Linked DNA regions of Homo sapiens: region 1 is linked to region 2. A link is an interaction called in ENCODE POLR2A ChIA-PET data of the cell type or tissue named here. Cell type or tissue: PC-9. All regions are shown on one strand. Each heading gives the region's core, and the rest is flanking DNA. Links, peaks and the distances in the headings are about the cores only. Region 1 overlaps LRRC20 (leucine rich repeat containing 20). Region 2 overlaps PPA1 (inorganic pyrophosphatase 1).

Region 1 (6,880 bases), core at 562-5,561, 71 kb after region 2:
AGAGACCTAGACAATACAGTTCTTTTCTTTTTTCTTTCTTTTTTTTTTTTGAGATGGAGTTTCGCTCCTGTTTCCTGGGCTGGAGTGCAATGGCGTAATCTTAGCTCACTGCACCTCCATCTCCCGGGTTCAAGCAATTCTCCTGCCTCAGCCTCCCAAGTAGCTGGGATTACAGGCTCACACCACCATGCTCGGCTAATTTTTGTATTTTTAGTAGAGACAGGGTTTCGCCATGTTGGCCAGGCTGGTCTCGAACTCCTGACCTCAAGTGATCCACCTGCCTCAGCCTCCCAAAGTGCTGGGATTACAGGCGTGAGCCACCGCGCCCGGCTGACACTACAGTTCTAACACACTCCCAAGTGCTGTTGATGCTGATCGTCTGAGGTCCACACTTTGAGTAGCGAGGGCCTGGTCCACTAGGAATTCCCTTCTGAATCCTGGCAGGGGTTAAAATAAGATCATATGGACAGGGCAATGCCTCATCAACAGCAGCAGTCTCATCCTGGTGGGCTTTCAGGCACAGTGGCAGGCTAAGGGACAGCACTGGGGACTGACTGTTCTCTCTTAGCTCATGTACACTGACTCCTGGCCACCCCACTTAGGAAAAGCCCCAGCCACAATACCATGGCTTGTGAGTGTCTGGAAAGACCAAAGTGAGGAAGACTTCCTGGTGTTTTTCAGTCCTTTGGAAGCAAACTCTGCTGGTGAGCACAGGTATTTAATATGGTACCTGAACTTGGGCTGGTAAGTGGATATCACACGGCAGTTCTCTCACAAGCAGAGGCCCCCAAGCATCAGTGCATATCAACCACCTGTCCATTCAGTCATTCAGTAAACATACATGTGTACCCACTATGAGCCAGGCATCACTCCAGGTGCTGGAGACACAGCAGAGACTAAGAAGGACAAAGATCCTTCCTTCATAGGAATTTTATTCTAGCGAGAGTAGACAGACAAGAAGCCATAGATATAAGTAAATTATAGCGTATATTGGAGAAGCACTATAGATAAAGGAAAAGGTGAGCAGGTTAAGGGAGATAAAAGTGACAGAAGTGCAACGGGGCAGGCTGCAGTAGGGTGGTTAGGGTAGACCTCGATTTGAGTAGACTTGAAGGAAATAAGGGAGTTGGCCATGGGAATATCTTGGTGGGTGTGTGAGGGCTGTGGGGAGCAAATGCGAAGGCCCTGAGAAGTGAACACATGTGGGGTGTTGGAGGACCAGCTGGAAGCCAGTGTGTCTGGAGTACGAAAGAGACCACAGAAGTAACAGAGGGCGGGTGATTCCAGAACTCGAAGACCATGGTAAGGCCTGGGCTTTTATACTGAAATAAGTGGAGAGCCATGGCAGGGCTCGGAGCAGATGAGAGAGTTGGGATTTAGAAGGATCCTCTGCGCGCTGTGTGAAGGATGAATAGGGACCTTTTAAGGTGCAGAGGTATGAGTCCTATTCCAGAGTCTGGTTTAATGGGGCTCATATAGGTCTGGTAATCTACATTTGAGAAAGCTCCCGTGATTGGTTCTCTTGGAAATAGTCCATAGATGCAGCACCAGCCCTAGCACAGCGCCAGGTGGCCCATTCACAGTTTTCTATGCAAATGGTGCCAGTTACTGAGACTGCATTGTGAGTGACACCCCCTGCAGTCATGCACTGGGGTAGTCCTGCAGAGTCCACCCTGGAGGGCACCCCAACTTAAGTGCTTCCCAGCTACAGGAAGCAGGGTTCCCAGGTGCTTCTGCTGGCATGAACTTGAATGTACACACATAGGGTAGCAAGGGCTCCAGTTGGCTCCCAGCCAACGCCTTGAGTACTTCATCATCCTCAAAGGCCTGAGACAGAGCCTTTGTAGATTCCTGAACTATGAAGATGGAGGGAGCGGGGAACTGTCAATCTTCTCATCCTCTGTGGGACTAAATCTCCCATTGGCCAGATGAGCTCCAGGTATGTGTGGCATGCAGATCTGCACGGCACTGAGAGAGGTGAGGTTCTTATCTGGGCACTAAAGGCTGTGCCCACACAGCCTTATGCCTAAGGGTGGGCACAAGCAGATGTGAGAGGAAACTCTCTGGAGTGTGAACTGGGCACCATGCTGATGCACTTACCTTTGTCACCTGTTCTTAACCCTATGGGATTAGGAAAGGTAGTGTTGGCACCCACTTTATAGATGAGGAAAGTAAAGCTTCAGAGAGGTCTTTTCACAGGAATGGGTTGGTAGAAGGACCGTGTCAGCTAAAGAAAGCAATCAACCACTTCAGTCCAAGCTGGCCTCCTGAGGGACCCGGGGCTCACAGCAAAAACCCGGAACTTGCAACCCAGTTTAAACCAACCCCAGCCCTGCTCCTTCCTAGTCACATGCTAAGCCTGTTTCTTCATCCATAGAGTGGGCACCAAGAGGGGTGATGTTAACAATAAATGAGAAACACACTGGGCCAGGCGTGGTGGCTCATGCCTGTAATCCGGCACTTTGGGAGGCTGAGGCGGGCGGATCACCTGAAGTCAGGAATTCCAGACCACCCTGGCCAACATGGCAAAACCCTGTATCTACTAAAAAAATACAAAATTAATCGGGCATGGTGGTGCGCGCCTGTAGTCCCAGCTACTCGGGAGGCTGAGACAGAAGAGTCACTTGAACCTGGGAGGTGGAGGTTGCAGTGAGCCAAGATCACACCACTGCACTCCAACCTGGGTGACAGAGCGAGACTCTGCGTCAAAAACAAAAAAACAAAAAACAAAAAAACCCAAACCACATACCAGTGCCTGCCTGGTGCTGATAAAACACTAGGAGCTCCAGGGGTGCTCCTGCTTGGACCTAACGCAGCTCGGCTATGTCCCTTTTCTCAGGCATGGATCGAGCCTGCCTGGCCTGGAGACACAGTCAGAGCACGGCCTGGCTGCTCATGGGCTGGAGAGGTTTTCCTGCCCAGTTGCCTGAGTCACGCTCTTCCCCCAGGCCCGCCCTTCCTGCCCTTCACATCTGGTTCAGGGCTCTGCCGAGGCCTTCTGGGGCAGGTGCCAATTATCGCTCAGGAACTGCTGCTTGCTTCCCAGGGCTGGCTTTCTGTGAAGGGACGGGCACATCTCATGTGAAGAACAGACCCAAAGCGGGGCTCTGGGGTACAACATGGTATTTGGGTGAGACTACAATTAGAATCCTGTAGCCCCACACAGCTTCCCGTCCACATTATTCCTCCATCTTTTCCAGCATAACAGTACTAGTCCTGGAAACTCTTGCCCAGGAAGAAAAAGTTGTAAATAACTTTACTGTTCGTTCCAGGAGCTTTCTGAAGGAATCATTTAAAGCAACAGCAAACTGATCAACTCTTAATCACATCAAAAGAGAGTTTACGCACCAAGACTCTTTGAACCCTTTGCCTCAAAATCCCCCTTTGCTGTGTCCACCGATCCTAAACTATGTCCTGATCTTTACCCAATCCTAATCGAGGCTTCCTTCTCTGCATTGAAAGTCCCACCTAAAACCAAACTCTGAAATCTCTCATCACTTCCTGACTGTCTTCCCAAGTCTGACACGCTAGGAAAACTGTCAAGTTCGAGCAGGAAAAGTAGAATCAGCTTCTCCTGATTAACAGGTGGATCTGGTGATGTTTTCGGTGAGGCATCCTTCAACAGAAAACTACGCAGGTGGGAGTCCTCTCTCTGACCTCTGACCTTTGGGGTGGGGGAGGCCAGCGGCCTGAGTCCAGGCTAATCCACAGGGGGCAGTTATAAGTGATCACAGGGCCTTCAGGAGCTGAGAAATAGTGACCATATGAGTTCTGGAAATGCCCTTAGGGGTCTCCTGGTTTAGCCCCTTAGTTTTACAGACAGGAAACAGGGCCTGGAGAGGAAAAGAGATTTATCCAAATCACAAAGCTAGCTAGGATTGTTATAGGGATTAAATGAGTTAATAGGTATAATGCACTAAGACACTGCCTGGTACCCACTAAGCTCTATGTGTGTTTGTTAAATAAAAATAATTGGGCCAGGCGCAGTGGCTCACACTTGTAATCCCAGCACTTTGGGAGGCCGAGGCGGGTGGATCACCTGAGGCCAGGAGTTCAAGACCAGCCTGGTCAACGTGGTGAAACCCGGTCTCTATTAAAAATACAAAAATTAGCCATGCATGGTGACGCATGCCTGTAATCCCAGCTACTAGGGGACTGAGGCAGGAGGACTGCTTGAACCTGGAAGGTGGAGGTTGCAGTGAGCTGAGATCGTGCCACTGCACTCCAGCCTGGGCAACAGAGTGAGACTCCGTCTCAAAAATAAAAAATAAAATAAAAGGAATAATGGATCGGCTGGGAGTGGGCTCATGCCTGTAATCCCAGCACTTTGGGAGGCCGGGGTAGGTGAATCACCTGAGGTCAGGAGTTCAAGACCAGCCTGACAAACATAGCGAAACTCCATTTCTACTAAAAATACAAAATTAGCCAGGCATGGTGGTGGGCGCCTATAATCCCAGCTACTTGGGAGGCTGAGGCAAGAGAATCTCTTGAACTGGGAGGTAGAGGTTGCAGTGAGCCGAGATCACGCCATTGCACTCCAGCCTGGGCAACAATAGTGAAACTCCGTCTCAAATAGTAATAATAATAATAATAATTAGAAACAATGGAGCATCTGGACTAAAACTCAAGGCAAACTTAAGCTGGCCTCTCAGACTTAAGAAAAGCAAAACCTGACTTTAACATTGAACCCAGAGCAGTAGTTCTCTAACTTCAGCAGGCATCGGAACCACATGGAGTGCTTGTTAAGAGTGCTGGGCCCCATCCCCGAGTTTCAGATTCTGCACATCTAGGGTGGAGTCAACTATTCGCATTTCTAACTAACTTCCTGGTGCTGCGGATGCTGCTGGCCCAGAGATCCCTCTTTGAGAACCATGGACTCAGAGGAACAAATTACTAAGGGAATAATTTCTGGCACTGGTAAGAGAGAAATGTGGAGATAGTGGGTCTCTTCATCCTTTCCCAGATACACAGTCTCCCCCTGATGTTTAGCCATCCTGCAGTAACGCAGCTGGGGGGCACGCACCAATTCTGCTTGGCTGCACCTGTGCCCACCTGTGAATAATCCACGTTTCATCCCGTTCTAGCCTTCTTTACCTCGTGCTTTCAACAAGAGGGCACCCCTCTTGCATGTGGGCTGGTTTGACGCCCAGGCTATAGGAGGTCTGTACAGTGAGAATGAATCAAACACCAACCAGGCAGATGAAACCAATGCATTCTTTATTGCAGACTGAAGCTTAGGGGCTCACTCACTGTGAGCTCTGATTTGGGGGCATCTGTGGCTGCCCACACTTTCCAAGACAGACAAGGGCAAACTCTCCAAGCAGAGGAGAAAACAACTTCCAGAAGCTGCCCCTTCAAAGGCCTGAGGTGAGGACCTGGGGCAGCAGGCAGCTTGGCATGCAGGGGTTAACCAGAAAGGCCGGGTCTGGAGGGCTGGGCACACCTAACCCTCATCTCCTGGTGACTGCAGGTCACACTCCCTTCTTCAGGAGTGCCATGCAGACTCTGGAACAATCTAACAGGCCAAGTGTCTCCCAGGGTGGGTTAGGGAGGAGGCTGAGCACAGGCTCAGATCCCTGGAAGTGGCAGGGAGAGAACTGAGAGAAACTTCACCCTCTGCTCGGAGGACATCCCCAGCCTAGGTCCTTGCTTCTCAAACTCTAAAGTGCTTATAGGAATCAGCTGGGGGTCTTGCTAAAATGCAGGGTCTGAGTCGGGAGGTATAGGGTGAGGCCTAGACTCTGCATTCCTAACAAGCTCCCAGGTGTCACTGCCGCTGCTGGTCCACAGACCACACTTTGAGTTGCAAGGCTCTGGTCATACATTGTGTTTGTGCACATCAGAGAAGGATGCCTCTTCTTCAACAAGGAGAAACCCCACTCCAGGGCACAAGGCAGGTGGGGCCAGCGCAGCCTGCACAGGACTTCAGCCCCCACTTGCCCCCAACACCCACAGATGAACTCGGTAGCTCTGGAGATCCTGTCTTGACCTCCTCATCCTGAAAACCCTTTGCCCAGAGTTTGACCAACCAGGCCTTGGGATACGAGCAGAATGAACAGAGTCTCTTGAGATACTGAGCGCTCAGTGATGGCCCAACAATGGCCCGACCTATCAGTTCCTTCCCAAGAGACAAGAGACCTGGGCAGGGACGAGGGAACTGGGAGCATTCTGAGCAGGGATTACTGCTCTGAGCAGTGGTCTGAGCTCTCAACATCTTAGCCTTAGGAGTAGTAAAGTGGCCACTCGTCCACGGCACACAGGATTTGGACGGCCTGGCTTTGCCTCAAGCTCTGGGGCCTCAGGTGTCTCTGGAGATGCAAACAAAGATGCAGATCAGGTGGGGTCTGGGGCACTGAGTTGGCTTGCTCCACAGATGAGGAGAAGGTGGGAGGTAGATACCTGAGGACCAAGCAGTCAAGGTTCTTCAAGCCACAGGCGTTCTCGGGAAGCAAGAGCCCCAGGCCCTCTCCTGGTAGGGGACCAACCATCCCCACTTGCTGGGTACTGTCCCAGTTTTAGCATTGAAAGTTCCATGTCCTGGGAAACCAGGACAGCTGGTCACCCTGTTGCCTGACCATACCCTAAGATGCCAGGTTGAGGGCCTCAGAAGAACCAGGTCATCAGGGCTTTGGGCGTTGGCCTGGGAGCTGGCTGGCTACAAATCCCGTGGTCCACATCGCCTTCTGCCCCCAGGAGGCCATGACAAGGCAGCCAGGCTGCTGCTGGACTGGACAGTGGTGAGGGTGGCCATCTAATCACTTTAGACAAGAGCTGCAGGTGTAACTGACTCTGCTGTTCTCTGGGCCACCTCTCCCGCAGCTCAGGAGTGATGCTAGAGGGACGGAGCACTCAGGACTTCCCACCCCGCCAATTTGTTAAC
Region 2 (6,173 bases), core at 271-5,270:
GCACCCATTAACTCATCATTTAGCATTAGGTATATCTCCTAATACTATCCTTTCCCCCTCCCCCCACCCCACAACAGGCCCCGGTGTGTGATGTTCCCCTTCCTGTGTCCACGTGTTCTCATTGTTCAATTCCCACCTATGAGTGAGAAATGCGGTGTTTGGTTTTTTGTCCTTGCAACAGTTTGCTGAGAATGATGGTTTCCAGCTTCATCCATGTCCCTACAAAGGACATGAACTCATCATTTTTTATGCATGGAATACTAGCACACTTTCAAATGCATGTAGATGCTGTAGTAATACTTGTCTCAGCCAGGCGTGGCGACTAACGTCTATAATCCTAGCACTTTGGGAGGCAGAGGCAGGAGGACCGCTTGAGGCCAAGAGTTCAAGACCAACCTGACCAACATAGCAAGACCCTGTCTCTTAAAAAACATTTTTTTAAAGAGAGAGAGAGAGAGAGACGGGGTCTCACTCTGTCATCCAGACTGGAGTACAGTGACGCAATCATAGCTCACTGCAGCCTCCAACTCCTGGTCTCAAGCAATCCTCCTGCCTCAGCCTCCTAAGTAGCTGGGCCTACAGGTGTGCACCACCACACCTGGCTAATTGTTTTTTAATTATGTTTTTGGAGATGAAGTCACACTATGTTGAGCAGGCTGGTCTCTAATTCCTAGCCTCAAGTGATCCTCCTGCCTATGCATCCCTAGTAGCTGGGACTACAGGTGCAAGCCATCCTGCCCAGCTCTGTACTTGTAAGGAGGGGGTGTTCCACATACTTTAGCAGGAATTACTACTAAAGAACAACCTTCTTCTAGACATCTGGCTACAATTCAAAGAGTTGCTACTAGGTGAACAACAGTGATATTTAGGATTTTTCAGGGCAACTGATATGAGAAATTCAATGAATTTTATAGCAACAGAGTTGCTATAAAAACTATTACTGTTTTTATGCATTCTAATGATTCCAATATTCACGCACTTAAAAAATACTGATTTTAAGAAATTTCGTACTACCCAGTTACAAATTCATTCCTTCTTCTTTAATCCCAACTGGTTTCAGCTTTTACTTAGCTGGATCTTGGATTTACTATCTTGTTACTCCCACTGTTAGGACTTCCCAGAACTCCATCCTCCAATCCTACCATGCTTTGGAGTCTCAGTCATTGCTCTGGCATCAGAGCTCTCAGCTCTCTGTTAACAGTTTCAGAAAAGAAGGAAGTTAAGTCTCCCTAGAGGGATGATTTTGATAAACTCAATAATTACCTTGCTGATAAACCAGTGGGGGATAAGGGAAAAGGCAAACTATAACTTTAGCTCTTGTTCCCAAAGTCAGAAATATAACTGTCTATTTCAGGCCAGGTATGGTGGCTCGTGCCTGTAAACCTAGCACTTTGGGAGGCTGAGGCAAGAGGATTGCTTAGACTAGGAGTTCAAGACCAGCCTGAGCAACATAGACAGACCCTGTCTCTACAAAAAAAAAAAAAAAAAAAAGTCTATTTCCCTTCCCAGATTTACAATCATTTTATCAAGTAGTCAAGATGTTACAACAAAACATTAAAGATGTCCAGATTCTAAGGAAACTGGAAACTCAACAACTCTACATTATGTCACTCCATTAATCAAAAATATTTAAAATAAAAATGTTTCAGGAATAGAAGAAATATCTCCTATATCTTGGTTAGGTGTGTAACTTCACTAATTAAACAGGAATATTAATCACAGTAGTATGGTGAGGCCCCGTCTCATCTCCAAACTGGTTAGGGTCTTATGGACCAAGTCAGTAGTCTGACAAGTTGTTTACTAATAAATAGGCTACGGCCATTTGGTAGGCTGTTATTACTAATGCAGTTAAGTACATATATAGGGAACATGCTCTTAATTTAATTACAGCACGTCTTTAAATCCTAGCAGTTAAGTTCAATGTGTCTTTATTGAGACTTATTTCTTATTTATTTATTTTATTTTATTTTTTGAGACAGAGTTTCGCTCTTGTTACCCAGGCTGGAGCACAATGGTGCAATCTCGGCTCACTGCAACCTCCGTCTCCCGGGTTCAAGCAATTCTCCTGCCTCAGCCTCCCGAGTAGCTGGGATTACAGGCATGCACCACCATGCCCAGCTAATTTTTGTATTTTTAGTAGAGACAGGGTTTCTCCATGTTGGTCAGGCTGGTCTCGAGCTCCCGACCTCAGGTGATCCGCCCACCTTGGCCCCCCAAAGTGTTGGGATTACAGGCATGAGCCACCGCGCCCAGCATTGAGATTTATTTCTAACCCTGGATTTGGTAAATTCGATGAACTATACTACAGAATTATACCAAGTGGCTGACATTAGCATTTTCAAGTTGACTCATTGTGTGTTTCTCTAGATAACTTCAGAAATCTAGTAAATACCAGGCTTAGAAAGAAACACAAAAATCACCCTGTGGTCCCACCACTCTTATTTATTTATTTATTTATTTAGAGACAGAGTCTCACCTGTCACCCAGGCTGAAGTGCAGTGGCATGATCTCAGCTCACTGCAACCTCCGTCTCCGGGGCTCAAGTGATCCTCCTACCTCTGCCTCCTGGACCACAGGCACCTGCCACCACACCCAGCTAATTTTTTTTTTTCTATTTTTGGTAAAGACCGGGTTTCACCATGTTGCTGAGGCTGGTCATGAACTCCTGAGCTCAAGCAATTCGTCCACCTAGGCTGCCCAGAGTGCTAGAATTACGGGCATAAGCCACGGCACCCAGCCCACCCCCCATTTTTTAATCTTTATTGTTTTGCAATAAAATTTGGAGAAAAAACAGTAGAGGTAGAGAGAATTTTCTTCTAAATTTATCTAGAGCATAAACATAAAGCAAGAAACTAATCCAAACCAAGCTTTAACTTTTTTTTTTTTTTTGGAACTTATAGACTAGTTTTGGAGTATAAAATCCCTATCAGAAGAGCTCACGTAGTTAAAAGAAAATGTTCCATCCCCATAAAGATGCTTTCGAAAAGGTATACCAGATTTCACCATTTCCAAGAATACTTTATCTTATTCACTGCTCACCAAATGACAATGGCTCTTAATTCTAAGTTTTGGCTGTAAAGTTGGTTATATGATTCTAGAAGGATATACTCTAAGTTGTTAAAAGTATATGGATACCTGAAGTATTTCATCGAAAGTGACAGAAGTCTATTTGAGAAGCTATCAGAAAGAAATACGATGACCGAAGTTCACACTGTTGTGCCCCTTATTCACTTAGAATTGTGACTTAGCAAAGAAAGACATGACTTACACCAACCCAAAAAACATTTGTTCAACAAATTGTGTTAAGATTCCAAGGGAGATCATTAACTTATTAAAGTAAAGAAATTAAAACACATACACACAAAACTTTTAGTAATACTCATTTGTTTTCCAGTTACATAGATTTTCTACTCATTGCAGCTCAAACAAATGCCTGTATTTGCTACTACACACTACCATATGTACCTGTGTAGAGCAATAACTTAATTTGTCATGTCATAATTAAGAATAAGCTGCTGGCTGGGTGTGGGAGCGCACACCTGTAATCCCAGCACTTTGGGAGCTGAGGTGGGTGGACTGTTTGAGCTCAGGAGTTCGAGACCAGCGAAAGCCTGTCTCTACCAATACAAAAAAATTAGCCAGGTACGGTGGTGTGTGCCTGTAGTCCCAGCTACTCAGGAGACTGAGGTGGGAGGATTGCTCGAGCCCAGGAGATGGAGCCTGCAGTGAGCCAAGATCACAGCACTGCATGGGTGACAGAGTGAGACCCTGTCTTAAAAAAAAAAAGAAAAAGAAAGAAAAAGCTGCTATTTTTGCTATTTTTTCTTTTCAGATAAGCTTTATGATGACTAAATTTTGAAAACAGATATTCTAAGCATAATCTGTTTATTTTCCTGTCTTTACAAAATCAAGCAAAAGGGTCTGCATTTCCAGTTGTCAAACTTTTCTGTTTTGCAATGACTAATAATTTTGAGCGTGGAAACTTCCCCAAGAAAAATGCATTTATGCCAAATTGCAGATAATATTCTGTTAAGTTTCTGAAGCATCAATCTATTTGATTAGAGGCTTGACTTTCTTTCAGAAGGGGAAAAAAGAAACACATATTCCATATTTATATATGCTTCTATACGCTCCCAACAATCACCTGAAAAAAATAGAACCCTACATTGTCAGAACTAGAATTTAACATGAAAGTTTAAGATATGGAATAGAAAAATATCTGATTTCTAAAACTAAAAAATCAGGTCATGATATTTGAGCACTTTAAGATTTAGAGAAAGCTTTTATCTACCCAGTGTTTCATACTGTTTATACCATGTTTTGGAAAATTTCTGGTATCTCAGAAGTTTTATGTTAGAAGATACTCTGAGCTATAGGTGCTTTTATATTTGATCCTAAAATTGACCCAGAGCAAAGGACATCCCTACAATTTAAAAATATCCAGTGAGCCCTTGCCTTTACCTTCTCTACCCACTGGATTCGGAAATAATCAAAGCAGGGTACGCGAGTCACAAGATTTTCCAGAACTGGCTGGACTGATTACCTAATGGCATATGCCAAACTGAATATCCACATTAAAAGGTCCTGATATGGGTTGGACACAGTGGCTCACGCCTGCAACCCCAGCACTTCTGGAGGCTGAGGTGGGCAGATCGCTTGAAACCAGGAGTTCGAGACCAGCCTGGGCAACATAGGGAAACCCTGTCTCTACAAAAAAATAGAAAAATTAGCTGGGCGTGGTGGTGTATGCCTGTGGTTCCAGCTATTCAGGAGGCTGGAGCAGGAGGATCACTTGTGCCTGAGAGGTTGAAGCTGCAGTAAGCCAAGATCATGCCACTGCACACCAGCCTGAGTGACAAAGTGAAACCCTATCTCAAAAAAAAAAAAAAAAAAAAAAAAAGTCTGATATGGATATGAGCCCTTGGGCATTTTTCCTTAGTCTGATATCAATATGAGCCCTTGGACATTTTTCCTTAGTGGAGCTGACTGAGCTGTGTTAAAGGTACATGCTCACTAGATCATGACATTCCCTCATTATAATCCCTCGGATGACTGACCATATTAGGAATAAAGTCCAAGGCCAAGCCCGTGAGAATGTATTCATGTAAACTTAATCACAATAGATTTTTTATACAAAAGAAAGAAAATCACACTCTAATGAATCAAGTTAATCAGATTTTTTTTTTAAGGCTATAATCCAAAATGATGTCTACCACACCTTTATTTGTGTTTTAAACAAGTAACTTCCTTTAAAACAAAACAAAAGAATTCCTTCCAGCCTCTCAGGCAGGAAGGCTTCTGCCCAAGGTCCACTGAGGTCTAGACTACTGGTAAAATCCAGAGTCATAAGAACTTGTGCTTTTGAGCTGGGACAGGGCGTGCCAAGGGCAGAGTCTTCCTTTGAGTAATCCACTTTATAGACACAACCAGTCCCTTATAAGGCTTCAGTGTCTGAGAGTAATCTAAGTGAACACACTTAACAGGACACCAAAATGTAGCCTGTTTCCTATTTTGGAGTAACCTGAAGCAGCAATAAGAGTAGGTACCAAAACATCTATGATCATTCTGGTCCTTGGTAGGAATACAGTCACTTAGAACACTGGGAAAATAGCTCTATGTCAAGAAAATGTTTTCCTACCTGTAGCATACCTGTATGCCAGGGTATTATCAATAAACTTAGGGTCATCATTTTATACCTCTTCATTGCTCAAAATGGTCTGAGATGCTACAGTATGATATACATGCTATTATACAACAAGCAGATAATTCAAGCCAACCCAATGGGGCCAATTGAAGAGGGAAGGATTCTGCAGTTTATATCAACTCCCAGGAAATCAGATGTAACAAATTCGAGTTTCTGAATAAATACCACTCTGACACTCCCACAGGAAAAACACATGCCAATTAGAAGTCCCTCCTGTATTTGTGGCACATAATTGGCCTAGGGCTGTTTGCTCCATTGCCTCTAATTGGAGTCTTACCCAGGAAGGCTCCTGGGAAGCAATGTAAAAATTGGAATTTCAGGCAGTACAGAACTGCAGCAAACTTCCTGGTAGAAGTGCAATGAATGTGTCTATTTCTATCTAATAGTCAGGCCCAGAAAAACAGTAAGACAGCACACACAAGAACAAAATTACTATTATTCTAGACGTGCACTGCAAAGTGATGTTCGT

What was found. ChIA-PET counts read pairs that join two places held together with the same protein. Peaks named below come from ENCODE experiments on the same cell type or tissue, not always from the same donor. Only the 100,000 strongest peaks of a DNase experiment are listed, where the experiment ranks them.
Region 1: POLR2A ChIA-PET joins it to region 2 with 10 read pairs; 6 of 35 experiments call an interaction of 5 or more read pairs at or near these places.

Annotation. Positions count from the first base shown.
Region 1 is chr10:70,293,775-70,300,654 of GRCh38, forward strand. It overlaps LRRC20 (leucine rich repeat containing 20), which reads right to left. Exons shown (of 5, transcript NM_001278212.2): 5 at 5,201-6,880. Among named protein-coding and RNA genes, the nearest start is that of NPFFR1, 13 kb to the left of the region's middle. In PC-9, for the core only: no CTCF peak of the experiment used is centred there; a DNase peak (open chromatin) is centred at 2,947.
Region 2 is chr10:70,222,776-70,228,948 of GRCh38, forward strand. The region is part of intron 2 of PPA1 (inorganic pyrophosphatase 1); the gene reads right to left. Among named protein-coding and RNA genes, the nearest start is that of PPA1, 7.6 kb to the right of the region's middle. In PC-9, for the core only: no CTCF peak of the experiment used is centred there; no DNase peak of the experiment used is centred there; H3K27ac peaks cover 3,911 bases.